Regions from separate parts of the Mus musculus genome. Here region 2 is linked to region 1. The links are chromatin loops, found by intact Hi-C in ENCODE. Cell type or tissue: left cerebral cortex. All regions are shown on one strand. Links, peaks and the distances in the headings refer to the core of each region. The heading gives the core; the rest is flanking DNA. Region 1 overlaps Trim38 (tripartite motif-containing 38). Region 2 overlaps Ripor2 (RHO family interacting cell polarization regulator 2).

What was found. Hi-C counts contacts between places; a loop is a spot of excess contacts. Peaks named below come from ENCODE experiments on the same cell type or tissue, not always from the same donor. Only the 100,000 strongest peaks of a DNase experiment are listed, where the experiment ranks them.
Region 2: it touches region 1 in a loop (5-fold over the local background); 2 of 42 quality-filtered maps call a loop at or near these places.

The regions. Positions count from the first base shown.
Region 1 is chr13:23,785,204-23,801,679 of GRCm38, forward strand. It overlaps Trim38 (tripartite motif-containing 38), which reads left to right. Exons shown (of 6, transcript NM_001029935.2): 2 at 674-769; 3 at 3,008-3,238; 4 at 4,132-4,154; 5 at 4,255-4,367; 6 at 5,757-6,325. The coding sequence ends at 6,292. Gm11337 (a long non-coding RNA gene) reads right to left here. Exons shown (of 3, transcript XR_873174.1): 2 at 12,012-12,151; 3 at 9,199-9,698. Among named protein-coding and RNA genes, the nearest start is that of Trim38, 11 kb to the left of the region's middle. In left cerebral cortex, for the core only: a CTCF peak has its summit at 7,481 (motif pointing right); a DNase peak (open chromatin) is centred at 7,492.
Region 2 is chr13:24,680,652-24,697,127 of GRCm38, forward strand. It overlaps Ripor2 (RHO family interacting cell polarization regulator 2), which reads left to right. Exons shown (of 23, transcript NM_029679.2): 8 at 1-40; 9 at 8,815-8,858; 10 at 13,115-13,240; 11 at 13,466-13,614; 12 at 14,922-15,051; 13 at 15,820-15,945. Among named protein-coding and RNA genes, the nearest start is that of Ripor2, 50 kb to the left of the region's middle. In left cerebral cortex, for the core only: a CTCF peak has its summit at 6,870 (motif pointing left); DNase peaks (open chromatin) are centred at 6,333 and 6,850; H3K4me3 peaks cover 541 bases; H3K27ac peaks cover 322 bases.

The DNA.
Region 1 (16,476 bases), core at 5,117-10,116:
ACAGAGTTCCAGATATGTCAAACATCTCAGTATTGGCTACGATTGGTTCAGCACACTATTTATAAACTCTCCCTGCAAATGGCTGTAGCAGTCTATAACAACCTTCCCCAAGTGACATGGTTTGGCAAATGACACAGGAGTCCAGTTTTACTCTTGAGACTCCCAATTATGCCTCCTGAGGTGAGTTATTTGACCCCTTCCTAAGCCTCATTTTCTATAGCACAGCAAAGATATTAAGCATCCTACCAACTGCCCAGGATTGCTAAGGCAATTAGTAACTCACCACATACAAAACCCTCAGCATGCACTCAGAGAGATGTATGAAGAGCTCAATAGTTATTCATTGTGATTTTACCACATTTCGGAGTGCTGAGATTCATATTAAGTGCCTAATGGAGAATCAAATTAAGGGTAAGGGATGTAGCTCAGTTGGTTGTGTGCTTGCTTAACTTGCCCTAGGTTCAATGTTTGTCAGTACTGCACAAAACAGGGGACAGTAGTGTATGTCTGTTTCTTGTAACTCCGAAGATAAAAGCAGGGAGTTCAAGGTCATCTTTGGCTACTTAGTGAGTTCAAGATCACCTTGGGCCATATCAGACCCTGTTTGATATGAAATGGAAATGAAATCAAGGTTGATAAGAATTTATTTTACTCACTCAAATTTTTCCTTCAGGAAAAACTCCAGAACACCATGACAAAATTGCGTGAACTCCAAGAGAATCACGAAGTTCAGATACATTTCATAACACACCAAATAAATGCCTGGAAGGTAAGAGTCTGAGTTCATTGGTGTCGAGTGATTTTCTGTAGTGAGTCTAGGCATAGAGGAAGACCGGGACAAATACAGGGATGGCTGTCTCCTGCCAATACATAGAAACCCTAAAGAAGAGAGCACTGCTTTCATATCCTAGATGTTTACATCTGCGAAGCTTTGACACCAAGGTCTTCCATCTGCCAATAGTAACTGGCTGGGATTTCTGATGTTTCATCAAAAGCTAAATTTGGCTTCTCAGGTTCTTTGGACTTGGACTCATCTTTATGAAGTCAACTTGCTACCATTATACTTGGGTGTAATGTACACCCATCCTTTTGTCTCATGCTTATTTTACATACTAGGATGCATGAAAACTTCCATCTTTGCTTTGAGGCGCAGACTTTCATTCTTCCTTTAAAAAAATTATCCAAAAAATTAATTATGTATGTATATGGGTTTGGGAAGTGAGTCCAGGTATCCAGGGATGCCAGAAGAGGGCATCAGATCTGGAGCTCACCTGATAGGTCCTCTTTAAGAGCAGTTGTTACTCTTAACCATTGTGCCATCTTTCCAGTCCTAAGACTTTCATCTTTAATACTGCATGCTACTTATTTATTCTGTGACACATTTTGCTTCACATATTGAATGCAGTAGTCTGGTACTCTGGTGTCATCGCTCTAGAGGTAGTGGAACGTGGGAGAATGGAGCTTAGAAATGAGGTGGACTTTATTTAGAGCATCAGACAGTTTATATTCTGAGGGTTAACCATGCTCTTATGAGCAGAGTTCACTTGCATTCAAGCTGTATACAATCACAAGGACTATGTACCTGGAAACATTATCTGAAAAACAACAGTAAGATAATGGATAATCTGGTGTAAACCACTCCTGTTTACACCCAGGAGGGGCATGAATGTACAGTCCGAGAATAACCGTGTACTTTTCAGGGCTGAGTTCACCAGAGTCCAGTTTTCTTGGAGTTTTCTCACAAGCCCACAGAATTGTTATAACACAGCTTCAGTCATGGGTCATGTTCCAACCTTCAGACACCAACATTCTGACCTTGTTGTGTTTGTCTGAATCCAGCTCTTAGCCTCACCAGGTGAGAAACCAACCTTGGAGAAAGTTTATCAAGCACGACTTTGCTCCTAGGCATGGTAAAGGAGGTTTATTGTAGATATGAGGAAGAACATAGCCAAAGACACCTGCGAGAGTCCAGCGTGACCATGACCCTGAGCCAGGCCATGTGAGAAGATGGGAAAGGGGAGAATCGGGAAAGTAAAGGGAAGACAAAAAAATAATCAGGCAACCAAAATGGCTTGATTGTACAGAGGGCAGCCTAACCCCTGGGCTGGAGAAGTCTAGCATAGGGATGGGTATACCAGCCATACCCTGTAACTGGTAGGGACCAAGGGATCCTGGGAGATCTTTGCAGCCAAGTCTACCTTGATATATTAAATAAGCACCTTAGCCAGCCATCCTGGGTTTGGGGCCAATTACGACACAGTCAGCTTGCACAGCTAGGGCCATTCTTCCTTCTGCCTCCTTGGCATATGGATGTTTAACTTCAACTTCCAGAACATTTAAAAAAGAAATTGTTTCCTTTTATAACGGATAAAGTATTTGAACAATGCTCTCCTTCTATAATTCAAGTTTCCCAGGTTCCTATCCCACCGTTCTCCCATATCTTAGTTGAACCAGAAGAAAATTAATTGGTAGTTAAATTAAATAAGAAGTTAGGGACACTCTCTCCCCACACCTCTAAGTGCCAGGTAAGAACTTAAGGCACTCATCCTGCTTGGGTGACTCATTGTGAGCTTACATCAGTGTAGCTGATCCTGCGTTGCGGGGTACGGGTGGGGGGAGATATTATACATAGAGCATAAAACTTGTTTTTAGCCATTGGCAACCACAACTGACTACAGGTGAGGACTAGTGACATTGTTGCTGTTATGTAACCATCATCATATTCACCTTCAGGACACTTTCATACTCTTCAAACTGAAGCAGGAATTAATTGTCCATTCCTTCTGTCTCCCAGAGCCTGGTAATCACTGGGATTTCCGTGTCTCCAAAATTTACCCTGCTAGTGCTTTGTGTAAATAGGCGTATCAGTTCCCAAGTTTTGAGCTTATTTCAATTAGCAGGATGTCATCAAGCTTCCTCCTTGTCTTTTGTTTATCTATTTGTTTGTAAATTCAAAGACAGGCGTGTTCCCATGCTTTGAGCATTTTGTTGTTGTTGTTGACTCCAGGATGCTGTAGAGGATCGTCGGCAAACAATCAAGTCAAACTTCAAGAATCTCCAGAGTTTTCTACAGGAAGAAGAGAAGTTTTATCTTTGGAGGTTGGAAAATGAGGAAAAGGAGATGCTGGTGCAGCTGGAAGGCAGCGAGGCCAATCTACAGCAGACGTTTGAGAGAGCTCAATGCCAAATTCAGGAACTGGAGGCAAAATGTCAGGGCTCAGCCCAGAAATTGCTACAGGTGAGGCTGTGTGCTGAAGCAGGGAGAGAAGGCAGGTGATTCTGATAGCAGAAGGGGGCTGGTACAGAAGCATGGAGATTGACAAGGCCTGTCTCCACTCAGAATGGCAGTAATATTGGTCTGGGGAATTTGGGGTCATGTTCGAGTAGCATCAGGATGATCTCCACTAGGCTACAGGACTCTTGAAGTTAATTAGAAGAAGTAACTTACTCTGGGTGAACATGGAATTAGAAAAATCGGGTTGATCCCTGCTATCATGCTCGCATTAGCTCATTCGCTGAGGTATCTGTCAGACTTATTCAAATATGCTTTCAAGTGACAGATGGTGACAGCATAAAGATGTAAGAGAATAATGACTACTCAGTGGTTTGTTTATAGGGTCCCCAATCCAGAACTAACTTACAGCTGCGTGTCTGATATATCCATCCCATCAGGATAAATAACTGGAGCTCTGACTTCCTCCTCGGCTAGTGCTGCTGGTTACAGCTTAAGGTTGAGAATGCGGCTTATATGCTGCACTTCTCTGTGGTACCTGCTTAGCTCAGTCTAAGGAGCTATGGGCAGATTTACCACTAGGGATTTGTGTTACAAGTTATCTCTACCAAGGATTCTCTGTAGAGGAAGTTTAATCACTGGAAGCAGTTCTTGGTTTTTATCTTAAGCAGCCCACATTGTAGGGTTCACAGATCCACAGGCTTCAATCATGAACTACAGGCTCCCCCTTTATGGCAGACCAGGGAGGAAAACATTCCTCAATGTCCATTACATGGAAGGGTACTTGATTCTTACTTCTTCTGAGAGGAGTATATTCAGAGAGTGGCTGGACATGGAAAAGTCCATGAATGACTGATGTAAACACAATCACCTTTTTGGTTTTTGTTTTTTCCCCATAGGACGTGAAAAACACTTTGAGCAGGTAAGTCCTGCATGTACACCCAAAAGAAGGATTCAGGGTCTGTATGTAGAGCCGACTGGAGCGTGACATTGAGAAAAGCCCCGCCTTCTGCTTCTCCTAGGTGTGAGGCCATGAAGCGAAACCCACTGAAGGCTGATCCCCTGAAGGTTCACACTAAATGTAATGTGTCTGAGCTGTACTTCGATGTGAAGACGATATTACGACGTCACCAAGGTAGGGATGTGAATGCAGGGGTCCCTACCTGCTACAGCTGGAAGAACCTTAAGCGGGAACCAGGCTCGTCTCCAGCTGCAACACTTATTCACTTATTACTTTTTTACAGTTGTCTGTTGGCATCAGTGCAAATGCTTAGACTGTGGTTATGGTTTATGCCAGTTTAGTAAGGCGGTGGATGTGTGTCCTTCCCCAAGACTCATGATGTCATTGGCATTGACTAGTTGACTAGATTTCCAGTACCAGGAATAGTTTCCCTGGTGTTGAATAGGTCTTAAGTCCAATTAGAACACTGTTGGTTACCCCCAAAGGTATGTGTGCCACTACTACACACATATGGTTATCACACCTTATTGGTTGGTGTTTTGGTTCACTGGTTTCATAGCTGGGTAGTCTAGTTCTTAGAGAGATGGCAGTCAGGTCAGTTCCAGACCAGGTGACTCTGAGCCCTGTGTCTGAAGTAATGGTGCCTTCAGCAATAGGGACTTATCTTCCATATCTAGGGATAACAGAGGACAATAGCAATGAGCTGTGAGTTTTGGGAATCTCTTGGGCAACCCTGAACAGCTCAAAGAGGGCTTCTGTCCCAAGTGGCATAACTGCTCCAACAAGGCCACTCCTCCTAATCCTTCCCAAAGAGTCTCACCAACTGGGGGCAAACCGTTCAAATATCTGAGTATATGGGGGCCATTCTCGCTCAAAGTACCACAGTAGTTGAGCAGCATGTAGTATACTGGAAATAATTTTAGGGACTTTTCTCAATAATGAAGGGACATTATTATCCCAGTGAATAAGCTTCATGCTCTGTCTGTTACTCAGTGCCTGGTATATCCTATAGCTTCTGGCCCATGATTACTAAATTCAAAAACCTCTAGTCAATATTGGAGAAATTGTTTTGTTTCTCTTTTCCATTAGTGATAGTTTTTGTTTGTGCTTTCTGTTTATTTGTGGAGATTTTTTTTTGAGATAGTGTTTGGGTAGAATGTAATTATAAACAAAGAGGGGAAGGACTCCTTTATGCTCCATGATCAATGTCAGCAGTCATAAAAGTTCTGAATCAGAATGATTTGGGGCAGAACAGGAACCAGAGTAATTCTAAAGAGTTCTAATCCTTGGCGTGTCTGAATGAACCATGATGCCAGTGATAGAGATAAGGGAATTGATGGTATTATTGCCACTGTTTGTTAGACATATATGTACCATATCTCAGACAAACATTAACTCAACTCTCCTCATGGCTTACAATAGGCATGGTGATTTTCTTTTTATAGGTACTTTATATATGGTTTGCACAGACTTACATGCTTAAGTCATATTTGATCAGAGTTTTGTCTTTGTAAAGTATTACGTTTGTAACTCTTAAAAGACTGGTTATGGTTGTTTTTACAGTCAGCGTGATCCTGGACCCCAGCACAGCCCACCTTGACCTAGCTCTGACTAAAGGTGGAAGATTAGTGACTTACAAAAGATGCCCCAGGGATCTTCAGGCAAGATCTTCAGCCAAGAGGTTTTATGGTTTACCCTGTGTCCTGGGCTGTGAGGGCTTTACTTCGGGGAGATATTACTTTGAAGTCTCTGTTGAGAATGCAACCAGTTGGGATTTGGGAGTCTGTGTAGAGAATGTGCACAGGGGCTTTAACATGAAGAAGGAGCCTGAGTCTGGATTCTGGACCATCAAGATGTCTGAAGAGGACGGCCTTGAAGCTCTTACTTCTACCCCTACTCCTCCCCTTCATCTGATTGAAAAGCCCCAGATTCTGGGAGTTTTCCTAGACTATGAGGCTGGAGCTGTATCGTTTTACAGTGTAACTACTGGCTCTCATATCTTCACCTTCCCTAAGGCTTCCTTCCAGGATACTCTGAGGCCCTTTTTCCAGGTTTATCAATATTCTCCTTTGTTCCTGCCTGCCATAAATAATCAATGAAAGAAGTAAGTCCCTATGCCTTAAGTAGCCTCATAGAAAACCCATAAATATCACAAGGCAGAAACTTTATCTTCACTGCTATCCCAATTCTTTTAGTGAACTTTCAATAAATATGCATTGAATTAATAACCCTTTCAAATGTGTTGAATATTGAATGACTCAAAACATATTGCACGATCCCTGTGTTTGAAGGTAATTATTGTTTTCTGTTTATAGTGGGCACAGCTGTGAGGGATGTTTTTCTAAATTAAATCATTAAAAGTTGAAAGACCACTTTTATCTCTTTTGCAAACTTTTAAAAAAGATTTATTTATTTTTATATATTTGAATACACTGTCACTGTCTTCAGACACACCAGAAGAGGGCATCAGATCCCATTACAAATGTTTGTGAGCCACCATGTGGGTGCTAGGAATTGAACTCGGGACCTCTGGAAGAGCAGCCATTGCTTTTAACCACTGAGCCATCTCTCCAGAAGAAGATCCACTTTGGGCCACATCTGCTGGAAGCCTATATAAAGGACATGGTAGGGAAAGTTCTCTCTCTCTCTCTCTCTCTCTCTCTCTCTCTCTCTCTCTCTCTCTCCCTGCTTGTCTCAGGTCTCTCTGGCATGTCCATTCTTTCCCTGGCAGTTGAGCCTACTTCTTCTAGATTTCAATGTATACTGAAGAACAACTGAGATATTCAGCTTCGTGTATTGAACAATTCTGGATTTTTGGACTTTCTTTTGGTTGGCAATCATAGTTGACTAGCTGGGCCACAGCCTATAAGCCATACTAATAAAGAAATCATACGTGTGTGTTGTGTGTGTGTGTGTGTGTGTGTGTGTACACATACATACATACATCATACATACATACGTACATATGTACATACATACATACATACATACATACGTATGTATGTACATACATAGTGGTTGTTGATATCCATGCTTTATTCCTATTTTGGAAAAGAGGCATGGAGATTGAAAAAGAATTTTATACCATTTTCTTGTACAATTAAAAATACACTTTGGATGAATTTTTAGAATCTATTTTTCAGTTTCCTAGAGAATTCAATAACCATGTTTCTCCATTTTTATTCCATCTTTCTTTCATAGTTTTCATAATCTACACCAGAGGCACATAAGAGAAAGCAAGCTTTGTGTGGTTCACCATGCTGTTAGCTAACATGCTGACCAGTAGGTGGCAGTCTTGTATTTTTGGTGGCTGTGATAACACAGCTTTGGCTTTAATAAAATGTAAATACTTCTTGGTCCAAGATCAAATAAAGGTAAAAGTCATCTTGTTCTTACAAAAGATTTTAAACAATTTAAGCCAGCGATGTTTTTGGTGTTTTTCTTTGTTGTTGCTTTTTGGTTTTCTTCGAGATAGGGTCTCACTCTGGCCTGGAACTAGCTTTGTAGACCAAGCTGGCTGTGTGAACTCATAGAGCTCCATGGACCTGACTCCACCCCGAGTGCTGGGATTAAAGGCATGCAACAACACACTTGGCAATAATATTAATTTTCATTCAGAACAACAAAATTCTTTCTCCCCCCCTCCAAAGCCCCCCAACTTAGATAAGATCTGATTAGATAAGCTATCTTGGAGTTCACTATGTAGCCCAGGCTGGCTGCAAACTTATGGAAATCCTCCTGCCTCAGCATCTCAAGTGCTGAGTGTTGAGATTATAGGTATGAACTACCATGCATAATTATGACTTTATTGACTGGTTGATCGATTTTAGTTTTTAGAGACAGTATCTCAGGTTGTCCAAGTTGACACTCACTATGTAGCAGATAATAACCTTGAACTTTTGATTGTTTGCATCCACCTCTTGCGTGCTGGAAATACAGGGGGCATCACTACATCCAATGTTTGTGATTCTGGTGGTCAAGTAGGGAGGCTCATACATGCTCAGCAGACATTCTACCAACTAAGTTATAATATATCCCTGGCTCCCTTGGTGGGTTTAAATGTCACCTCATGGGAGCCTTGCTTCTTATTTAATTCCTATGAATTTCATTTGCTTTAGCAAGTCATCAACCTCATTAGAGTCAGGTTTTATCACCCCATCAAGACTCCTTGGCAGGTCAGCTCTTAACTGTTTTGAACTATCATTCAGATTTCTTCTATAACTATTTTGGGTCCTTAGTGGCATTCTACCCATAGTTCATTTCTTAAGGACTGTGGCTGTTTAGGGTGAGAGTTGGGAGCCAGACAGCCCTCTATCTCCAAGTAGGCAGAGAAATACAGATAGGCTTGGGGTATGTGTGTGTGTGTAGAAAGACAGAGGCAGAAACACACAGAGAGACAGAGAGAGATGGCTGTAATTTTTTTCTCTTTTTCTTTTTCTCTTTCATTCTAATTCTCAAGCAACCACATCCCTAAAATTTTAGTATTTTAGTGATAAGACATCTAAAGTCAGGGAAACTGTGATTTCAAGATGTGTGTTGAATGTTGGGTTTTGTGTGTGTGTGTGTGTGTGTGTGTGTGTGTGTGTGTGTGTGTGTTTGGTCTCTGTGCTCTTCTGCTCGGCTTTGGTCAAACACATAGGCCTGGGAAGCTGTAGCAGCATGAAGTTAATTAAATCCATGACCAAGGCAACTCATAAAAAAAGGTGTTTAATTTGGGGCTCATGGTCCTAGAGGGTTGGAATCCATATTTGGTATCCTGGGAACATTTTAACAGACAGGTAGTATTATGTATTTATTTTTTATTTCGCTTCAGCCTGGAGCAGTAGCTGTGAGCTTGCATATTGAGACAATAACCAAGTAGCAGAAAGAGAGCCAACTGGAAGAGCTTGGGCTTTTAAAACCTCAAAGCCCACCCCCGGTGACACACCTCCTCCAATAATACCACACCTCCTAATCCTTCTAAAATAGTTTCACCAAGCATTCAAACATATGAGCCTATAAGGACCATTATCATTCAAACCACCAAAGAGAAAAAGAAAACACACCCACATACTTCTGTGCTCATCTGTGGATGGTGAGCTTCCTTAAGTCCAGAAGAGGGAATAATGAAACCAAAAAAGAATGAATGGTCCCTTACTCCAATCCAGGTAGTTCTTCAGATCCGGCTCTTCTCCCACTGTCTTCCTAACACCATATTTAGTCCCCAGCAGACACTCTGCTTCATCTCCAAGGTGTATTGGTGGCAGAAGTCAATGGGGCTTCACAGGCCATGTGCTGCTCTTTCCTTACCAGGACTCTTAGTTTTATGGAGGTCTTCATAAGAGAAGACTGCTCAGACATGGGGTGAGCCAACAGAAAGTCCTTTATTAGCCAGCCAGCAACTACATTAGATGTTTGGGATTCCAGTATAGACCTGAGCCTTCTCCAAGGTGGGCTTGTAAGCACAAAAAACATGTCCTGGGTTGACATACTTCAGTTGACAAGAACAGTTAGCCAGAAGTGGAACTGCAGAGGCCAAAAAGCAAGGTTAGTACATTTAAAGGGTTTTTTCCTACAACTATGGACATTGATGGATTAGGCCTTTGTGTTCCTTTTGGCAGTTGGTGCTGTCTATGTGTTGAGTTTTATAACCTGAATGGTACTTTTATTATGGAGTCAGATGTGCTAAGGCCTGGGGGCTCTGTTACATTCACCACTGGTCTTAGTGAATAAGTCAAATTGTGGACTCATTCTGCCCTAAAGAGGTGTCGTTGGTCCTAAGGACCATTAATTTTACTGGCCTGATACATACATATAGTTTAAGGTGCAGGGACCCACTGTTAATTCAATAAGAATGAGAATTAAGGGCTAAGTCAGTGCTGAGGGCATAGTAGTTAGCCAGGGTGACTAAGAGGACAAAAGCTAGTGTCACTTACCTGATTTATGTCTTTGTCTTTTTCTTTTTTTTTTTTTCTCTTTGTGCTATTTTTTAACCATAGCAGGAATTTTTAAATTACTTTTGATCAATTAGCATAGAAACAACGGGTTTTAAAAAAACAGGTATTTTATCTCATAAGAAGTACATCTAAATCTTTTAATCTAGGTCTTGATCAATCTGTGTACTTAGTTTAGGAAGCATCAGAAGAGGCATATTTAGTCAAACCATTAGCACGTGCCCACCAAGCAGTCCCAGGGGCTCGTTATCTACATGAATTAACCCATAAGATAGCAGGCAGTAGAACAAGGAGAAGTTGCCTAGGTTAAAAGTGTTGGATATTAGACAAGCGCCATCCCCTTGTAGTCCTTTAACACTAATTTGTGCTGCCTTCGGTCATAGTGAGTTTTGTCAGTCAATGGGCTGGCAGTTTGGTTTCTCCTATCCCTATGTAGTATGGGGGTTGGATGTCTAAGTAGAAACAGCAATCTTGGCATATTTTTTGCTAGGATTGATTAATCTTATCCCCAGGGTCCCTTTCTGTGGCCTAGAGTTTGATGCCCCAGGTTATTCCCGTTTTTCAAAGGCCAGAATTTTCTTTTAAAGGAATTTTTCAGGAAGCCTCAGTTTCATAACCTCAGTTGTTAGAATGAAAACTCCCTGATTTCTGGCAACCAGGGAACCCAGCTACAGGGCATGCTTAGAATTGTGCACTCTGTACTTCTATCTCGAAAGTTAAATTCCCATACCTTTCCTTTCTCCAATCCAACCAGATATTTAAAGTGGGCATCAGTGAGGAACAGTCAAGGAGAGTATGGGCTACTGGTCTGTAGTCATGCTAATCATTTCCTGGGTTCCTGCCTGAGGGCCATTGACATTGGACCATAAGCCTCTATCCATAGTGAACACAAGTCTTGGATGGGGTAGAAGATCAGGGAGTGTCCAGAGACAATCCTTTTGGCAACATCCATTTTTTTTTTTTTTTTTTTTTTTTTTTTTTTTTTTTTTTTTTTTTGGACCTGGGTGTAGTGAATCTGTGGTACAAAGCCAGCTATACCCACAGCCACAGGTATGGAGAGAATCCACATGTAGAACCATTTTTAACTTGGTTTCAGTGCCCCATTGGCTACCTGCTTTACACAGACAGTACCATTGGACAAGGGGAAACTGGTGGTAGAATCGGAGGTCACTACGTGTCTCAGAGAATCCAACTCATAGACTTTATGGAGGACTGGAGTGCCCAGTCACTGGAGTGACTTGGGAAAGGAATAGTTAGAATGTCCTACCAACTGCTGGCCTCTGAGTCTGGGCAGCATGAGAGAAGTCTTCCAAACATAATCTTATAGGAGGGTAAAGCCTTCCCTATATGGGGTGCAATAGGCTGAAGCAAAATAAAAAATAAATACATAAAATTCAAGATAAAAAAGAAAGAAAAAGAAATGGGAGGCCTCCCTACATATCAATCATCCTTTGCTGGCAGTTTTTTGGTTTTTTCCTGTTTGTTCTTTTGACCTGGTTCTGAAATCTGTATGTACAATGACGTTTTTTATTTATGTCTAAAGCTTTAGCTTTTAATTGAGAGATTTTTGACTATGAAAGCCAGGCCATTTTCAAACCTGATTGCTTGTTAGGAGGCCAAATCAGGGGACCAGGTCCTGGAAGAGATTTTTAAGCTACTGTTTGAGCAGGTTTAGTCTGGGTGGGGAAAGCTACTATAAAAACTAGCAAGTACTTTTATCCTCTTCTAGCAGGGCAGGTCAGTGTTCCTGGGGTTTGCTAGGATGTTGGTTCCTCATTTGGCCTCCTTCCTGGGAAAGGACTCCCTATTTTGAGTTCATTTGAGCACAACATGGCATCTGGCTGAGATATCTCACATTAGGCTGTCTAGTCTAAGTATAACATACCTTGGTCTGAGCCACTCAGAAAGTTTTGTGGACCCCAGATGAGTATCCTGGTGAAGGTCAGTTACCAGAGTCCTGTTAGTTGTTTCCTCCATCAACCTGTAGGGTTTCTTTACCATGGAGTCTCAGGCAACGCTACAACCCTAGATCAGACACATCATCAGAGTATCAACAGGCCAGGTTAGCAGTTCAGCAATGGAGAACAGCAATTTGAAGAGGAAGTCAAATAGTCTCTAGGAGAACCAAGATTTTTTAAATGTCCTTTTCCCCAAGAATGAGAATTCCTCTTTCTCTATAGATAATACCATGGCATACGCTGTAGTAAAAGCACACCAATTGACTGTCCATGTCTACGGCGGTGGACTTTCCTTTTCCCCATCTCAGAGTCTGGGTCAGATCACTTGGTTCTAGTCTCAAGGCTGAGGTACCTGGCTTGTGCCCAAATAATATTGCAGCTATTGCAGCTCTCATGTACCTGATTTTTTTCATCTTTCATCTAGTGACAGTCATGGACAAGCACCTATGTCATTAAGCAAGAGGGTAGCTTAATTGATGGTGGCAGGTTTCTCAAATCAGACTCAAGGATGAGCCAGGAGCCTGGTATGGGTTCACATAGTCATTAGACATTCAGAATTCTCATGTTCTTTAGTGGAGGGCCTCAACTGTGTCATGGGGTTGTGTGAGTATATCTTGACCCAGATTTAACTTTCTTTCGTTCATTAAACTAGCAATATCTGCCACAGCTCTTAGGAACCAATTGTTTAGACAGGTGTGTCCTAGGGTATTTTCAGTGCCCCACACTTTGGACTGAAACCCCGTGTGTCTTTTGTTTCACAGGCAAACAGATGAAAAGGTTTTTGAAACATCTGGAAGTTCTGGGGCCGGAGCTGAAACATCTGGAAGTTCTGGGGCCGGAGCTGCAATCAGCAGTTTTTAAAGCCTCGAGTCAGGCTGACTCACCTCTGACAATAGGAGACTGAAGAATATATCTTCCAGGTCCAAGACATTGTGTACCTCTTTCTCTGAAACCAGACTCATAAGAATTAGGTATCCCCTGTTTCTTCATAGGCAAGAGAGGCATATTCCAGGTTGATTGACAGGGTACTAGGATGCCTGTCTCTTTAATCTAGGCAAAGGGTCTTCTCAGTCAGTGTAGGACAGAAGGGAAAATCGTTTCTGTCCAGGCTGCATTGCTTGACAGTGATCTCTGTGCCCATCCCATGGGCAGCTTTTTTACTTCATGATTTTTTTTTTAAGAGAATGGTGGGCTTTGAGGTTTCCAATTATACGGATCATTGATTTTTAAAAGTGACATAAATCATAAAAGAGAAAGCAGTGAAACTTTCTCTTTTCCTTTGGAATTAGCCCAGGGGATCTTCTTTCCTTCCCTTGGGTTGCTTAGAGTAGGTGAGAGTGGAGGAAATGCTCACCTGGGGAACTATTTCCTCCTCCCCATGTGCATTCCTCTGAGGTAGCAGAGGCGCCTAAATAAGAGGCCCAGTCCCTCCTCACCTCTACTTAGGGACCAACCCTTACTGTGAGAAGGAGTCAAGCAAGAAAACAAACAAGTGTTCCTGCTCCCAGAGTGGGACAGGACAGATGGAGGCGTTTTTGGGTTTCTCTGGGCAACATGGCAGAGGCAGAAGATTAGGTCTACAACAGGAGGGAGCACAAATTTTAAGGCTGTGGGGAGTGCGTCTCACACCAGAGCAAGCAACCAGAAAGTTTATCCAAGGTTTAGGGTCTGTCTTCCCACCCCAAATTATGCAGTCAAGAAAATCCTTCCCAGGTGTGGCCAGCTGCTTGGGTTTTTAATTGATTTCAGATGCAATCAACTGGAGGCCCAAGATTAGCCACCACAGTGCTCTTGCAGCTATGTGGGAGCTCACAACTGTCAGCAACTCCAGTTTTAGGGGATCCAATGCTCTCTCCTGACCTCCTGCACACATGTGGCACACATACACTCATAATGGCACACAATTAATTATACACTAAATAAGTAGGTAAATCTTAATAAAATAAAATAAAAGAAAAGAAAAGAAAACCAAGATGGATGAGTTCCTGAAGAACACCACCTGAGGTTGATCTCTGGCCTTCCTGCTTTTGCTCATTTGTAAAGGCCTGCACTACAGGGTTCAAAACTGGAAGGAAGATGTGTATAGTAGGTGAAAGACGACTTGGACTAGGAAGTGCAGCTCACACTCTCTGGCACTGAGACAGCTCAGGCCACCTTTATTTATTTATACATCTGTTTTTTCACAACTGAAAAGATTTATATGCATTTCCTCATTTTCTCAGGTTCAGTCTCTTCTAAGGACTGCCTACATTTAACACTAATGTGAAGACTGCAGTTTTGTCCCTTCCTTTCCCCCTCAATCTCTGTGGTTTCCTGCTGACCCAAGGACTGTCTCAAGAAAGAGGAAACAGCTTCAGCAAGTAGTTAACGTCTAACCCAGCACACTGCTACATAACCGAGTGACCGTGGTTGGTAGCAGTTGCGGTTACAGTGTAGAAATGACAGACGGCATACCCAGGACATTCTGATTTAATTATTTGCATCTAGCATCTCCCCAAATCCTAATCAGGGGATCTCTTTTAATGCCAAGAGCTGTCAGCAAATTAGTAACGTGAGTCAGTTCTTCATCTTAGGTCTTGGAACCAACAATCCAGCAAGACCTTTCCAACCTTTTCATAATCATATAGCTGTGGTTTGGAACAGGTCAGTGGGCAGATTATTGTCGGAGCTAAGTTCCCACTGGAAGAAAACATCCGGACGTTAGCTGATGTACCCAGACAGGCCTTGTGTTGACTCAACCGCATTACCATCATTAACAAACAGAGGAGTCATGATCTATCTACTCTCTCATGATCCTCGGAGAAAAATAAGAATAAATCATAGCCCAAGCTTTCTTTTTCTGATTCTGGGGAAACATCTGTCACAGATGGAGTGAAAATAAAGAGTTCCAATAACAAGGCCAAGAATACAAATTGGAGGCAAAAATGAATCAAGCATTCCCTCAGGAAAGGCCACAAGATTCTGCACAAATACCCTCACAGGTCCTTGCCATAAGGAGAACCATCGGCATTACACTCAGGCACCATTCCCAGAAGAGGCTTGGCTATTGCCAGTGCACCTATACCTGTAGACACACACACACACACACACACACACACACACACACACGGGGAGGGGGGGGAGAGAAGAGTATTCCAGATCACAAGAGCTATTTGTTTGTAGATTATTCAGGAGCAAAACCTTTATAATGTTCTTTCAGTAGTTGCTGAATACAAGTGTGTACTCACTGAATGGAGACACATGCCATTGTGCTGATGTCATAAACAAATATAAGACTTTTTTTTCAAGTACCATGGACACTTAATAGTCTGAGGATTTTTTAACAATTAAGTAGGGTTGTTCAAATGTAAATTTCACCTCTCTACAGGAATTTGAAGTAAATTTTGAAAGGGAGAAGAGAGAAACTTGTGAAAGGACGTGTGTGTGTGTGTGTGTGTGTGTGTGTGACCTTGGAGCCAAATTGTTAAGAGGTGAAACAAGAGGATGCTGAATGTTCACTTACCTACACAGGTTTTTATTTTATTTTATTTTATTTATTTATTTTTTGGAGAGTTGGATAACTCATCTTTAGTATGCTCACTGGCCCAGCCATCAGACCCAGTGAACTCCAGAGACTGGGTTCTGATCTACAGTTACAACATTTCTAGGCTATAACGCCATTTTGACTCTCTTTTGTTACTGGTGGATTTAAAAAAAATTAATTGAAAATTTTTATAGTATATTCTGATAATAATTCCCCTCCAACATTTCCTCCCATGCTTTTTTCCTCTTTCAAAAATAAACAAGCAAATAAAAATAAATAAACAAGCCAGAATTTAAAAAAAGAAAGAGCACAATACACACAACATCACACACACACACACACACACACACACACATACTATTAAAATACAAACTCAGAACCCATACTAAACTAGTAAGTAAGCCTTCTTCTCTAAGGCCTGCACAAGTCTGCACTCCCACCGGCAGTCAGTTCCCCTTCAGGCACATCCCTGTCAGCTCAAACTGTCATTTGCTTTACTGATCTTGGCCATTATGCCTGGTATAAGAGGAGAAGTTCTTTGATGTGCATTTCCCTGATGATGAAGGATGTTGTCTATTTTCCTCAGCCACTTGCAACACAGAATTTTAAACTGGAGTTGTAGTTACATAGCTCCAAACGTAATGAATGATGCAGTAGAAACTTGATGTAGAATTGATGCTATGAAAGACTTACCAATAAATTCTCTTAGAATATATTAAGTCGCATAAAGTAGATTTTAGCTAGTGGACACTGCCTCCACGGTGACTGGGACAAGCAGTATACTAACCAGGCCTGTTAGAAACTACAGGAAAGAATATTTTGTGTCATAACTGAAGTCTAGGGTTGCTGAGAAAATATTTCTGCTAATC
Region 2 (16,476 bases), core at 4,353-9,352, 890 kb after region 1:
TTGGAGAGTCTGCTGGGAGAATTCTCCATCAAGATGAAAGGTAATCTGTCCTTGTTCAGAGAGGGATAAAGGTGCCATGTCGTCCACAGAGCTTCATGAGAAGGCATGTCATTGCAAAGACATGGGGTTGCCTGCTCTTGGGCCTTCCACCATGATGATTTCTTGATGGGTCTCTTCTTGTACCTTGCCTTCGCATTTGAAAATGGTGTCTATTAGATGAGTGAAACAACAAACCTCGGAATCCATCCCACGACTCAGTAATCACCAAGGCTTTGCCACTTTTTCTTTTCCCTTTGATGAACTAGAAAACTCCAGAGGAGGAAAAGCCAAGTATGTCACTCCACTGATCAGCACCTGTAAACTTCAGTACAGTTCTGAAAGAATAGGGCCATCTTACGTAATGTAACCGCAGTGCCTCAGCCCGTTGTCCCATTATCGCATCTAATGAAATTAGCAAGTCTTTGTTATTAACCTAGTTCATTGGCAGATATCCCCAGCTGTCTCACAAATGCTTCCTAGAGTTGTGTTGCTTCAATTAGGACCCACACAAGGTCCATGTGTTATAATTAGCTGTCAGTTGGGCTCCCTTTAATCTAACACAAACCCCCATCCAGCCTTCTAGATTACCTGGCAGCCTCTTTACATTGTCATTTAGCCATCTGTTTATTTATCTACTTTGAATATCTTCTTTTTAGTTTGAAGACAAAATCTTTCTGTGTAATTCAAGCTGGTTTCAAACTCACGGCAGTCAATTCTCCTCCTGTGATGGGCCAAGCACTGGGATTATAGGACCGCCTCACCATACCTGTCTCACCTTACCTGTCTCACTATACCCATCTCACCATACCTGTCTCACCAGACCCATCTCACCATACCTGTCTCACCATACCTGTCTCACCAGACCCATCTCACCATACCTGTCTCACCAGACCCATCTCACCATACCTGTCTCACCAGACCCGTCTCACCATATCTGTCTTATCATACCCATCTCACCATACCTGTCTCACCAGACCCATCTCACCATACCCGTCTCACCATACCTGTCTCACCAGACCCGTCTCACCATACCTGTCTTATCATACCCATCTCACCATACCTGTCTCACCATACCCATCTCACCATACCTGTCTCACCTTACCTGTCTCACTATACCCATCTCACCATACCTGTCTCACCAGACCCATCTCACCATACCTGTCTCACCATACCTGTCTCACCAGACCCGTCTCACCATATCTGTCTTATCATACCCATCTCACCATACCTGTCTCACCAGACCCATCTCACCATACCCGTCTCACCATACCTGTCTCACCAGACCCGTCTCACCATACCTGTCTTATCATACCCATCTCACCATACCTGTCTCACCATACCCATCTCACCATACCTGTCTCACCATACCCATCTCACCATACCTGTCTCACCAGACCCATGTCACCACGGCTTGCTGCCACATCAATCACTTCATTTGTCCCTCCACTCCCATGTTGCTGCTGTGAGTCTGTTCGAATCGAGAGCATTGTTACTTTAAGCTACAGCACCTGCAGCCCAAAAGGAAAAAGGAAAACTCTAGCTAGATGTGGTGAGCCTCACACTGCAGTGTCCACAGTGCCCATCAGGGCCGTGGGACAGTGGCATCACAGCCAGCCCTTTTCTCTCCCATGTTTGGCTCATTTAACTGTACTGAGCAGCTGGGCCCCTGCAGTCCTCTCTCTGGGTTGGTTTGCTTGTTTAACAGTTTGATCCTTAGGTCGCTAATGGGCATTATTACCTTACCCACTCTCTGTGATAAGAAGAGTGAAAAGGGGAAACCCCCTCTAAAAGCAGTTCTGGGTGGAGCTGGAGAGATGACATAGTAGTTAAGAACACCAGTGGTTGAAGAGGATGTGGGTTCAGTTCCCAGTGCCTACACGGCAGCTTACAACCACTGGTAACTCCAGTCCCCGGGGATCTGATACCCTCTCTGACCTCCTCAGGCAGCCGGCAAGTGTGTGAAGCACATACATAACGCCTTGCCTGTGATGGACATCTGCATCTTTCTAACTTTCCAGGTCCATTTGCTTCCACTTAAGGTCTCTACCTGAGTTCGTGGTTCAAAACCACTCTGGACCATGCTCCCTCTCAGCAGTTCAGAATCTGCACAGCCAGGACGGAGGTTCTAGAGGTCTCTTTGAACTTTCAGGATGGTTCTGTCAGCGGCCTGATTCATTGCAGTCAAGCATACAAAGCAGAGTTACTTTGCCAGTGTTAACACAAGGATTGCCCACGTCCCAGGGCATGTAGGCCAGCACACAGAGACTGGGGTCAGCACGTGTGTTAACACAGGGCTGCTGAGGCCGTTTCTGATGTTCACTGGTATCAGATGCTTCTGTTTTTGATGAGAGGGATAATTTCTTCCATTTCATGTGTGGACACCAGTAGCCAAAAAGCATTAGATGACGTCTCCAAGGCCACACAGTAAGCTGACATCAGACTTAAAGCTGAATCCTGGGGTCCTGGCTCCTACATTAAGTTACTTTTCCCATCTCTATGACAAATACCTGATTCAAAAGGGAACTTTGGGAAGAAAGGGTTTGTTGTAGTTTATGGCTTGAGTGGGGGACACTTGGTCATGGCGGGAGGGTATAAAAGAGCTCATGGCTGTGGGGGTCTGCAGTTGAGATGCCTTAAATTTCCCAGGACCAGGAGCAGAAAAAGGACAATGCTGATGCTCACCTCACCACCACTCCTGTTTGTTTGTTTGTTTTATTCAGTTTAATATCCAAGCCTGCATTCAGGGTGTGTCTTAACTTCTAAAGATCTTGGAAACACCCTCATGGACATGTCCAAAGGGTTATGCCTCATTAATTCTCAGAGTCTCGTCCTTCCCTTCCCTTCCCTTCCCTTCCCTTCCCTTCCCTTCCCTTCCCTTCCCTTCCCTTCCCTTCCCTTTCATTTCCTTATTTCTGGATGGGGTCTCATTGAGTATTTGTTACATACCTGAAGCTGACCTTGAACTCTTGATATTCTTACCACTCACTACCCACTGAGTGCTAGGGTTATAGTCACTGTTTCGAGCAATAAGGTAGGCATACTTAGTTTGTATAACAAACGTTGTATTTTCTTATGCTGAGGGTCATCACACAAGGTTCACACTGTAAATTCTTAACTATGGTTCTTAGCCTAGCTCTCCAAATCTGCTCACCTGTGAACATAACTTAGCTAAAGGTCTGGTTTCAGTCTCCAACAGTAGTCCTGGCTCAGGAGACTCCCCAGTCTTGTGGGATCCTCACTATTTTTACATGTCTAAAAGGCATTTCTTACTCTGCTCACTATAGTCAGCCACCACCATACCCACTTCTAGGCATTCCTTATTCAAACAATTTGACCATGGAAATTAACCATCACCGCTGCCAGTACATGACCACCTCAATGCCACATTATGAAGAAGTCCTAATAATTGAGCAGACACTATCAACCATCAAATGCCAGTTTTCACTAGAGAAGGGATTCCCATCAGCTTAAAACATAAGCACCTAAAAGGTATGGCATGGGGAAGGGACTACCCACCCACCCACCCACATAATCCAAATCTCAGATCTGGAGGGAGTAAGCTTCTGTCATGGGTGGATGCCCTGGTCACCAACTGTGAACTGAGTGACTTGGGCTGAGACACTGAATGCCTGAGCCATATGCTCTGCTATCCCTCTGCCCACTTTTCTCTTATGCTTCCTTGGTTGCCCTAAACTCAACTTTTATCACCTCTACCCTCCTAACGTAAAAAACCCAGAAACTACAGCTCTGATTAAACACACACACACACACACACACACACACACACACACACACACACACGCCCCGTCCTTTTCTCCCTCCACAAAAGGAGTGAGAAGACATCCCAAATTCTCATGAGCTACTGCTGTCCATTATGTTTGATTAGTATACACCTCAACCTCTACCCTCACCCCTGTTCCCAAAGCCAAGCACTTGCATCACATTCTCAGATCTGACAACCCCTGAGTTCCTCCTGCCACACCCTCCCACACTTCCCTTTTGCTCAACTCCACAACTAACTACAATCTGAAAGGCAGTTGCCCTCGAGATGGTGATGATAAAGACATGGGGACAAGAGCTGCTAAGCTATGCACACCAGCCTCTGTCACTTCATGACCCCAGGACACCACAGTTGTCTGGAGATGCAGGGTGGAGGGGAACCTTTGAGTATCACATCCTCACGCAGTGGGCATACATGAGCAAACACATGACCAGACTGTTGTAGATGCTTGAGCCCAGGATGGATGGAGGGGTTGCTAGGGCAGAGGCAGGAGGATCTGAGTACAAAGCTAGCTGTAAACTGTCTCAAAAGAAAACAGAAAATTAAGTCGGGTCTGCTGGTCCATGCCTATAATCTTAGCACTCTTGAGGCTGAGGCAGGAGGATTGTGAGGTTGTGGCCAGCTTAGGCTTCACAGTGAGACACTGTCAAGAAAGAATGAAAAAGAAAGAAGGAAGGGAAAGGGAAAGGGAAAGGGAAAGGGAAAGGGAAAGAAAAGAAAAGAAAAGAAAAGAAAAGAAAAGAAAAGAAAAGGGCTGGCGAGGTAGCTCAGCGGGTAAGAGCACTGACTGCTCTTCCGAAGGTCCTGAGTTCAAATCCCAGCAGCCACATGGTGGCTCATAACCACCTGTAGTGAAATCTGATGCTCTCTTCTGGCGCTGTCTGAAGACAGCTACAGTGTACTTATATATAATAATAAATAAATCTTTGGGCCGAAGCAAGTAGAATTGATTGGCCAGAGTGAGCAGAGGTCCTAAGAATTCAATTCCCAACAACTACATGAAGGCTCACAACCATCTGTTCAGCAACTATGTACTCAAATACATAGAAATAAATAAATAAATAAATCTTTAAAAAAGAAAAAGAGACAGAGAGAGAAGGAAAGAAAGGCAAGAAGGAGAGAAGGAAGGAAAGAAGAGGAAGGAAGGAAGAGGAACAGAGGGACAGACAGAAAGAAGAAAAGAAAAAATAAAAAATGTTAAGTGAAGGTTCCCACTGAGGAAAGGATGGGGGGGGGGGGTGCAGAGAGCGTCCTGAATAACCTCTGGCTAGAACAACTAAACTGAAAGTCCCTCCTGAAGGCGGGGATGCTGCCCAAAGCTGTCGGGGGGGGGGGGGGGTGCTGTGATCTCTGTGCTCTGTAAAAGTGCTGTGGGGAGCTGTTGAGGCCAGATTCCAAAAACCTGTAAGGACCCAGCTGGATTCAGGACCCCAAATCAGAAAAGAAGCTAAGAACTGCGTGTCTTACAGAAAACTGCTTTTCTTCCCAACGATGACCTCATTCAAATGAGTTCCAGGAGGACACATGTCCAGAGGTCAGTGCTAGCTGGTCACCATGGCCTTTAGGATGAACTGGGAAACCTGCCCAGGAAGCAGGAAGGCCAGTACTAAGACACAGTCCGAGGTACACTCTTAGGAAGGTCATGGCAAAACTGGGAAACAATGGAGTACTTCTATGACCAGAACCGTGTCTGAGCAAAGGCAGCCAGTGGCACGGGGAGCCAGGTGAGCAGCTGTGTGGCTGTAGGTAGCTGGGAGGCTCTATAGCTGTGTAGCTGTAGATAGCTATGAGGTTGTATCTGCAACCTTTCTCCACTGTGATAAATTCTCTGAAAGAAACAACTTAAGAGGAAAACGATCCGTGGCGGCTTAAGATTTGGAGGAGTTTAGTCCACTATGGGAAGGGGAGCTATGGTAGTCGGAGAGGCCGGCAGCTGAGGCAGGGGTTAGAGTGGATCAGGAAGCCAGACACAGGCTGGAAGCAAAGCAGAGTTATAAACCTCAAGAACACACTCTCCAGTGTCTGATTCCTCCAGCTAGGCCCTAACTCTTAAAGACTCCATAACCTCCCACAACAGAGCTACCCAGCTGGTGGCCAAATGTTCAACCATGAGCGGGGGCATCATTTATCCACAGTCACACTGGGGGCAGCACCCTGTCCTCCATTCAGGCTGTGGAAGAGCTGTTGGATCATTAACACAGGAGCAAGGTAAAAGATCAAAAGAGACCCACCTGAGGGAACCCAGGGATGATTTCTGAGTGGCCATCATGAAAACCTAGCTGATACAACAGTTACCACCAAGCAGCTGAGAAAACACTGGGCTTTTCGCAGCTGTAGAAATGCCAGCAGGGCCTTGGGCCAGAATTTGCAGAACCTAGCCAGGCCCCAAAGTCCACGATAGCTGGTGCTCCAGCAGAAGTGCTCCCCCCGCCTGGGGAGCTTCGGCTGGAACTGGCTCCTCCTACCTGCTGCCATTCTGCTGTTATCACTGTCACCAGAGGCTGGAGATGCCTTATAAGGAATGTCAATAAGGTGTGTTCATTCCATGGACAGTGAGACCCAAAACTCATCACGACCCCAGCCCTCCTCCTCCCGTGATAAGAAATTTCTGGTGATTTTGAGAAGGGAGATCGTCAAAGAGTCCCCCCACCCTTCTCAACGTATCCATCATGGTACATAGTCAGCTTCCCTGAAGCGGGGTCCCTATTGTCACCTCAACATGTAACCAGCTAGTGGATTAACCAGGAGCTGATAATTTGTAGGTATTCAAAGGGTAAATAGGGTTTTCTTAGAATTAGCACATTGGGCTTCAGATTCATAAAAGCCAGCCAGCAGTGCTTTCTTTCCGATGTGTTTTTGTGGAGGTGGGGGAAAAAAGCCTAAATGCTCCAGAATTATTCATGAAAATCGCTTCCTCCAATCCTGCTTTTATTACAGTGGGTCCTCCTAAGTGGCTCATTAGCTTCTAATTGTTAGCGAGAGCTGCTCCTAAATGCATGGGCTCGCCAACTAAAAGGCATGCCAAGTTGGTGAGCTGCTGCCATCTAGTGTCGAAAGATGGTAAGAGGTGAGCCCATTTTGAAGCTTCCCTGGATTCGTCTTATTCATCACCATGCCCATGGGTCAATGGGAAGCAGATTTGTCCATTTGAGATAAATTGAGCCATTCACTGAAGGTAAAACACACAGTGTGACATCATCCTTGTTATGTCTACGTGAGTAAAATCTTGTTTGCTAGAAACACAACCCAGGGCAGGGAAGACAGCATAAAGCGAGCAAAAGGATATGGGTTTGGATCTGCAGAGCCCACATAAAAAGCTGGGCATCGGGTCATGTGATTATAATCCCAACTTGGCCTCTGATGGAAAAGGGACTTGAGATGGGTAGTAGGTCCCTGTGCTTTCTGGCCAGCCAATCTAACCAAACAGCAACCTCCAGGTTCAGTAAGAGATCCCATCTCAAAAAGGAAAAAAAAAAAAAAAAAAAAAAAAAAAGGGTCTATGAAGCATCCGCAAACATAGGCATACATATGCCTGTGTATACATGCACAAGCACGTACAAGCACAGGAGAAACTTGCCCCAGGACTCAAAGGTTAGAAATAGAAAACGTCTGTGCTGATTTTTTCACTGCAATTATGTCATAGTTTTTTTTTTTTAGTGAGAAATTCTAAAATGTAAATTAATATTTTCACCCTCACACAGTGGGCTTTTGGTAAATATCAATAGGAAGGTGGAAAGGGTAATGGAAGCTGGGACTCTGGAGCTGTCCCAGGGCGGCGGCCGTGTATTCTGACAAGGTGTTGCTGCTGAAGCGGTAGGCTCAAGTTGACCTGCAGATGACACAGGGGAAGAAAAGGCACCTTGTGCTAACTGGATCTGTCAATCAACGCAGGCTAGAGTCACCTGAGAGGAGGGCGCCTCATTTGAGAAAATGCCTCCATAAGATCCAGCCATAGAACATTTTCTTAATTTGTGATGATGGGGAAGGGCCCAGCCCATCGTGGGTGGTGCCATCCCTGGACTGGGAGTCCTGGGTGCTATAAGAGAGCAGGCTGAGAAAGCCAATAAGCAGAAACCCTCCATAGCCTCCATGACCTTCGTATCAGCTCCTGACTCTAGGTTCCTGCCCTGTTTGGGCTCCTGTCCTGACTTCCGTTCACTGATGAATCGTGACAGTGACGCTTCAGCTAAATAATCGCTTTCCTCCCCAAGTTGCTTTGGTCATGGTGTTTCATCGCAGCATTAATCATCCTAAGACACACTTCTTCTTTTGAAGGAACAGGCTATTGGCAGTTTGTTGATTGGATTTAGTTTGTTTTCTTTTCTTTATTTATATTTATTTTTATGTGCAGTTGAGTTCTGTCTCTGTCAGATCCTGGAGCTGCAGACAGTTGTGAGCTGCCACGTGGGTGCTGGGAATTGAACCCAGGCACTCTAGAAGAACAGTCGGTGCTCACAATTGCTTAACCATCTTTCTAGCCCCTGGGTTTGTTTTCTTAATCACCAGTGTGGGGTACATGACAGTCTACTTCTAGCAAGTTCATAAGCATCAACAGTGGCATCACTGTGCTATATAAGTAGAATGAGAGAAACAGGAATGAGTGTGCTGCAGACAAGTGACAGGTGTGGGGACAAGGACTCACAGGAAGGTATCTAGTGTCACAGATCTTGGGAGACAGGAAAACCAAGAGGCCAGTTTATTTGCATGGGAATATTTTGGTCAGTGAAAGAATAGGTCTTTTTGGTCCTGCTGCCCTGATCCTGAAATCTGCCAAAGGTACACAGAGTTCTCACCACCCAACAGACTCCCCTTGAAACCTCCTCCCACCACCCTAAGGGGCATGTCCTGCTAGCTGTATATCCCCACAAAGGCTATTCTCTGAAGATGCTCCTACACCTGTTACATTATTACATGAGTTTTTAACCCATGACAAATTGTGTCTCTAAAGAAGGGAAATGTGTTCTGCAACTCACAGAACGATCTCTTGTTTTCAGGTCTGGCTGGCTTTGCCCGCCTCTGTCCTGGAGATCAATATGAAGTAAGTAATGTGTTGGTCTGCATGTTGGCATTGAAGGCTTGAAGGGCTATAGTTATGATTGTTGTTGTTGTTGCTGCTGCTGCTGCTGCTGTTCTGGTACTATTAACCAAGGAACTTGTACATGCTAAGCAAATGCTCTACCATTGAGCTACATCTTCAGTCAATGTTTTACTTTTTTAAAATGTGTGTGTGTGTGTGTGTGTGTAGAGGAGTGCCTATATGTGTTTGTGTAGGTATGTGCACAGGATGCAGGTGCCTACAGAGACCAAAGCTTGAGTTTGGGGCAGTTGTGCTTCCTGTAGATGCTGGAAACTGAACTTGGGTTCTCTGCAAGAATAGTATGTGCTCTTAATGCTGAGCCATTTCCCCACTTCTACTTTTTATTATTGAAACCGCAGTTCATAAAGTTGTTTGTTCAAGCTAAAACTTGAACTTGTGATCCTCCTGCCTCAGTTTGGATGTCAGGCATGTACCATCAGGCCTGAGTCCAGTTGTTATTATTTTTCCTTCATTTGTCTTTTAACATTTTGAGCCAGTGAGAAAGTCTGGAGGGTAATCTGAGAACTGACTCCCACATGTGGAACATGGCAGTTCCATACACCCCACTATTACCATCCTCATATACGTCGCTCACTACCAATTATGACCCTTCCTCCCTCAGTTCCTCTCCCAACACTGAAAGGACAATCTTTCACATAAGACCCAGACAATTCTTTTATTATTATTATTATTATTATTATTATTATTATTATTAGATATTTTCTTTATTTACAATTCAAATGCTATCCTGAAAGTCCCCTATACTCCCCCCACTCCCCTACCCACCCACTCCCAGTACAGGGCCCTGCCATTCCCCTGTACTGGGGCATATAAAGTTTGTAAGACCTAGGGGCCTCTCTTCCCAATGATGGCCAACTAGGCCATCTTCTGCTATATATGCAGCTAGAGACACGAGCTCTGGGGTACTGGTTAGTTCATATTGTTGTTCCACCTATAGGGTTGCAGATCCCTTCAGCTCCTTCGGTGCTTTCTCTAGCTTCTCCATTGGGGCCCTGTATTCCATCTTATAGATGGATGTGAGCATCCACTTCTGTATTTGCCAGGCACTGGCATAGCCTCACAAGAGACAGCTATATCAGGGTCCTTTCAGCAAAATCTTGCTGGCATATGCAATAGTGTCTGGGTTTGGTGGCTGGTTTATGGGATGGATCTCTGGGTGGGGTAGGCTCTGGATGGTCCATCCTTTCGTCTTAGCTCCAAATTTTGTCTCTGTAACTTCTTCCATGGGTGTTTTGTTCCCTATTCTAAGGAGGAATGAAGTATCCACACTTTGGTCTACCTTCTTCTTGATTTTCTTGTGTTTTGCAAATGCATCTTAGGTATTCTAAGTTTCTGGGCTAATATCCACTTATCAGTGAGTGCATATCAAGTGACTACTTTTGTGATTGGGTTACCTCACTAAGGATGATATCCTCCAGATACATCCATTTGCCCAAGAATTTCATAAATTCATTGTTTTTAATAGCTGAGTAAGTACTCCATTGTATAAATATACCACACTTTCTGTATCCATTCCTCTGTTGAGGGGCATCTGGGTTCTTTCCAGCTTCTGGCTAGTGTAAATAGGGCTACTGTGAACATAGTGGAGCATGTGTCCTTATTACCAGCTGATATATACCTAGAAGATATTATTATATCTTCTAGGTATATGCCCAGGAGAGGTATTACAGGATCTTCCGGTAGTACTATGTCCAATTTTCTGAGGAACTGCCAGACTGATTTCCAGAGTGATTGTACAAGCTTGCAATCCCACCAGCAGTGTTCCTCTTTCTCCACATCCTCACCAGCATCTGCTGTCACCTGAATTTTTGATCTTAGCCATTTTGACTGGAGTGAGGTGGAATCTCAGGGTTGTTTTGATTTGCATTTCCCTGATGATTAAGAATGTTGAACATTGGGCTGGTGAGATGGCTCAGTGGGTAAGAGCACCCGACTGCTCTTCCGAAGGTCCAGAGTTCAAATCCCAGCAACCACATGGTGGCTCACAACCATCCGCAACAAGATCTGACTCCCTCTTCTGGAGTGTCTGAAGACAGCTACAGTGTACTTACATATATTAATAATAAAATAAATCTTTAAAAAAAAAAAAAAAGAATGTTGAACATTTTTTCAGGTGCTTCTCAGCCATTCGGTATTCCCCACTTGAGAATTCTTTGTTTAGCTCTGTACCTCCTTTTTTTTTTTTTTTTTTTGGTTTCTCTGTATAGCCCTGGCTGTCCTAGAACTCACTTTGTAGACCAGGCTGGCCTCAAACTCAGAAATCCGCCTGCCTCTTGTACCCCATTTTTTAATGGGGTTATTTGAATTTCTGGAGTCCAGCTTCTTGAGCTCTTTGTATATATTGGATATTAGTCCCCTATCAGATTTAGTATTGGTAAAAATCCTTTCCCAATCTGTTGGTGGCCTTTTTGTCCTATTGACAGTGTCTTTTGCCTTACAGAAGCTTTGCAATTTCATGAGGTCCCATTTGTCAATTCTTGATCTTACAGCACAAGCCATTGCTGTTCTGTTTAGGAATTTTTTTCCCCAGTGCCCATATCTTTGAGGCTTTTCCCCACTTTCTCCTCTATAAATTTCAGTGTCTCTGGTTTTATGTGGAGTTCTTTGATCCACTTAGACTTGAGCATTGCACAAGGAGATAAGAATGGATCAATTCGCATTTTTCTACATGATAACCGCCAGTTGTGCCAGCACCATTTGTTGAACATGCTGTCTTTTTTCCACTGGATGGAGACCCAGACAATTCTTAACACCTATAACCTTTATCATTGCCTCTTAGTTATTCTCTCTCTCTCGCTCGCTCTCTCTCGAGGACATAAATACAGGTCAGGTTAGACCTAGTTAAAAGCAGATAAATGCAGATAAATGTAGGTTTATTAGGCACTGCTCATTGGTGTGTTTATCTGTCCCAAAGAATAGGACTAAGGAAGTCACAACTGGACTAAGTCACAACTTGACTGCATGCAGCCAAGAATATAAGTGTGGCCTGACACAAAATTAAAAGCTTCACACATTAGGAGATATTTTTTGTGTATGTGAAAATTTTGGGTCACTCAATTGCACAGTTCTTGAGTGTGAACTTTCTGTATGACAGTGTCATCTGCTCATACCCAAAGGTTGGACATGACTAACACCTGATTATAGAGTTTTCTTTGTCAAAAAAAATGTACTTATAAACTTCATTGTAGCTCATATCTGAAGGGATTATTATTTAAGACATCCTGACCCTGTCTCAGAAACAAAACTTTCTCAAAATCAAAAGGCCATTTGTCTCTTCCTTCTTCAAAAGAGCATGCATGTAATAATTTCCTCTCTTGGCAGAGGCTCTGAGGCCATTCACACCAACTGCCCTCCTCTGCCCAGAGTCTGGAAGGTCCCGACCCTTACCAGCATCACCAGAGACAGATCTTTATTCGTCTCTACAGGAGCTGGGGTCAGCAGAGCTCCAGTTCCCATGGCTGATGGACTGATGTAGGGTTAAAAAAAAAAAAGACAGGTTTTATGTGAGTGGGCAGATTGACACAGAGCTATGACCGCCATTGAAAGTGCCTATGTAGATTTATTTTGTATCTGAGTGCTTGCCTTCATGTATGTCTTTACACCGTGTGTGTGTGTGTGTGTGTGTGTGTGTGTGTGTGTGAGAGAGAGAGAGAGAGAGAGAGAGAGAGAGATGCCTGAAGAAGACGGAAGAGGGTGTTGGATCTCCCTGGAACTGGAATTAAAGTCGCTATAAGCCATAGTGTGGGTCCTGGGAAGCAACCCTCAGTCCTCCGCAAGAGCCGCAAGTGCTCTTGGCCTCTGAGCCAACGATCCAGCCGCTGCTCTAACCTTTTACTAAAGAAACATCCACACCCTGAGCTAGAGAACCAGAGTGCACTCCTAAACTGGTCCAGATTTGTTACAACACGGCCTGAATATTAGCACTCAGGAGGCAGAGGCAGGTAGAGTGCTGTGAGTTGGAGACCAGCCAGGTCTACTTAGTGAGTTCCAGGGTAACCAGTGCTACATAGTGAGACACTGTTTCAAGTCAATAAACTAAACCTCCTCTACACTCCTCACGCGCTCCACTGAGAACCCAGACTGGGTGGGCAGGGGAATGAAGGGTGTGGGCCAGATTCCTGGCTCTTGGATCTGGGCAATTGGGAGGGAAGGTGGAGTCTGGTGAAACAGGAGGCTCCCTAATGTCTTCACCCCAGATTTTCATGAAGTATGGTCGGCAGAGGTGGAAACTGAAGGGCAAAATAGAAGTGAATGGTAAACAGAGCTGGGATGGAGCAGAAACCGTCTTCCTGCCCCTCATAGTTGGGTTCATTTCAATCAAGGTACAGTGAGTCCCTGTCTTTTGTTGTCTTTCCTTCCTTCCTGGTGTCCTGGCCCAATGATCCCTTGGTGGGGACCCTCCATCCCATAGGTCTCTCTGTGTGCAAAGCCTCTTTTAGTTGAGATGCTCTCAGAGCCCAGAGACAATGTAACTGTAACAAAGTAACATTAAAAAAAAAAAAAAAGATAAGACATTCCTCATTTTCTCCCCTCACTTTCTCTACCAGGTCACAGAACTCAAAGGACTGGCGACTCACATCCTGGTAGGCAGTGTGACCTGCGAGACCAAAGAGCTGTTTGCAGCCCGACCCCAGGTGGTGGCTGTTGACATCAATGACCTTGGTACCATCAAACTGAACCTGGAAATCACCTGGTAGTAAGTTCCTTGTTTTTCAAGTTCATCATGGACAGGCAAGGGCCCATGGCTAGTGTTCTTCCAGGCTAGCGCTGGAACCACCGTGTCAGCGTGGAGCAGTGGTCACACCTGAACTGCTCACTCAGAATCATTTAAGCTCACCAGGTAGCATGTCCAGGTATCTCTCCTTTTCCACTGCCTACTTTTAAACGTTTTATTGTAACCTGGTGTGGGGGCACATGTCTGTAACCCCAGCATGTGGGAGGTGGAAGCAGGTGGGCCAGTAAGTTTAAGGCTAACCTCAGTTTCATAGCAAATGTTGGACCAGCCTGTCTCATAGAAGACCTGTCTCAAAAAGTAAAATAAAATAAGGCCTGGGGAGATAGCTTTGTGATACCGCTTGCCCCGCAAGTGTGAGGAGCTGAGTTAAGATCTCTACAACCCATGTAAAGCCAGACTCAGTCGCATACGTCTATAATCCCAGAACTCCTGCAGTATGACAGGAGAATCACAGGAAGCCAGCTAGCCTGCTAGACACAGCAGTGAACAAGAAACACCATCTCAGACAAGATTCAAGAGGAAGACTGAGACCAGTGGTTGTCCTCTGACCTCTGACCTTTACAGGCACACTGTACCCCACTACACACACACACACACACACACACACACACACACACACTTCTTATGTTCTTTTTAAAAGTCCCTAATGAAAAATACACAGCCCTTGGCTTGTGAGTGAATACACCATGTTGCTATTTGTGTTGAAAGGCTCCCTTACAAATCAAAGTCAGCTGTGGCGACAGCCAAGACGCCGTTGTTCTGTCACAGAAACATCACCCCATGTCTGGCTTTTTCTGGGCTCACAGTCTGTGGTTGTTCATGAACATGCCAAAGGTCTCTGTTCCCGATGGGTGATGGGATGTCAGTGACCAGCAACCAGACCATCTGAAACCCCAGCGACTGTGTTTTCCTTAGTGCTGAATGACAGTCTGCTAGTCACTTACCTGCCTAGAGTCCATCCAGACGAAGTTCCGAGGACTGTTTACAGGTTCTCCCAGCATCCAGCAGCTAATCCACTCATGTCTCTTAACACTCGTGGGGAAACAGACACACCCGAAGCTTCTTTGTGGCCCCACAGCAGGTCCAGAGTCAGTCTTCTGCTGCACATTGTTTGTTTATTTATTTTCTGATAACCCAGGTTGGTCCAAAGTAGCCCCATTCCCACTGGACTAAGTCGATACTGTCATAATGAGAGACCATATTCCCCCATTCTGGGATGACAAGTGATTTTAATAGATATGCTGACCTAAGTACCTGTTGTTCTACAGTCCCTTTGACGTGGAGGACACAACCCCATCGTCGGGCCCTGGGAACAAGACAGCTGCTCTCCAGCGAAGGATGTCCATGTACAGCCAGGGCACCCCAGAAACACCTACCTTCAAAGACCAGTCCTTCTTTGTAAGTTCAGTGTGATTTCTGGCATAAAAATGATAACACTGGGGTGTTCCAGTAGAATTTGAAGTTGTGTATCACCCACATCAGAGACTTTCAAGAACAGGGGCGATGGCTCTGCAGTTAAAGTGCTTGCTTGCTATGCAAGCTTGAGGGCTAGAATTTGGATCAACAAAACACTCGTAAGCGCTGGGTGGGTGTGCTGGCCAACCTGTGACTCGAGCCTGGTACAGCTCAGATGGGAATCTCTAGAGCAGGCTACCTTATAAGACATAGAGCTCTGGGTTTGATTGAGAGAACCTGCCTCTGTGACACTAGCCATATCATAGAGCTCTGGGTTTGATTGAGGGAACCTGCCTCAGTGAATAGGACGGGAGAATAATTGAAAGAGTCCTGATGGACTCCTCGCCTATGCATATGCATGTGCACCTATATATCTGCACCTATATGCATACCACACTCATAAACACATGGGAAGAATTGAAGCCTAGCGATCACCCTAATAGTGTGGTGTCTAAGGATGCCACGTTCTGAGACACTTGGGCCCTCTGAGAACAGCACTGACTTCCTCTGCCTGACTCTATCCCCACTCGACTTCACTTTTGGAAAGGTGGGAAACGGCACGTAGGTTTTCCGAGCATTCTACGACATGAATCTTTTCGAGTGTATTTGAATGACGCCTGCTTGACCCTGTGGAGCCCTGCTAACTACCAAGGGGAACCCATTAACCTGCTTCTTTCCACTAACTTGCCCTTCTCGCCCTGACTTCTGAAGAGATGGTTGCGGCTGTCTGTCTTGAGTGCCTTGCGAGACACTTTCTTTGCCACGTTGCACCACAACCACTCTGTCGGTGACCTGCCTTCCCTCAGCCTGAACCCCAAGGCCCTGCTAGAATTCTATGTGAGTGTGGGCCGCCTGGCGTGAGGTGCTTGGCACCAGGGAGCCTGTGCATGCAGCCCAGCATGTCTCTTGTGTCTTGCCTGCCTGTCTTGCTTGCTGGGTTATGAGAACTGTCCTGTCCTTGGGGTGGGAAGCATGGTCTTGCATGCAACTTTTTTCACCCTCCTTTGCCAACAATTCCTGGGTTTATGCTGTGATTTTTTTTTTCTCTGTGGTAACAAGATTTTCACTCTTAAAAACAAACAATTGTTTTTAAACAATTGTATTGGGGCCGGGAATATAGCTCAGTTTGGTAGAGTGCTTGAGGCCTGGATTCTAAACTCAGCGCCACCTGAACCAGATGTGCTGGTACACCTATAACCTTGCACTCCGGAAGTCAGGCAAGGGGACGGGAAGGTCAAGGTCATCCTCCACTCTACATCAGCTCAGGGGCTGAGCTCCTATGGGAACAAAGAAAAGGGAAGGAAAGAAGGGTGCTTTCAGTTTACCACTGACCTCAGATTTGCAAAAGCCAGCACTCAGGGACTCAGA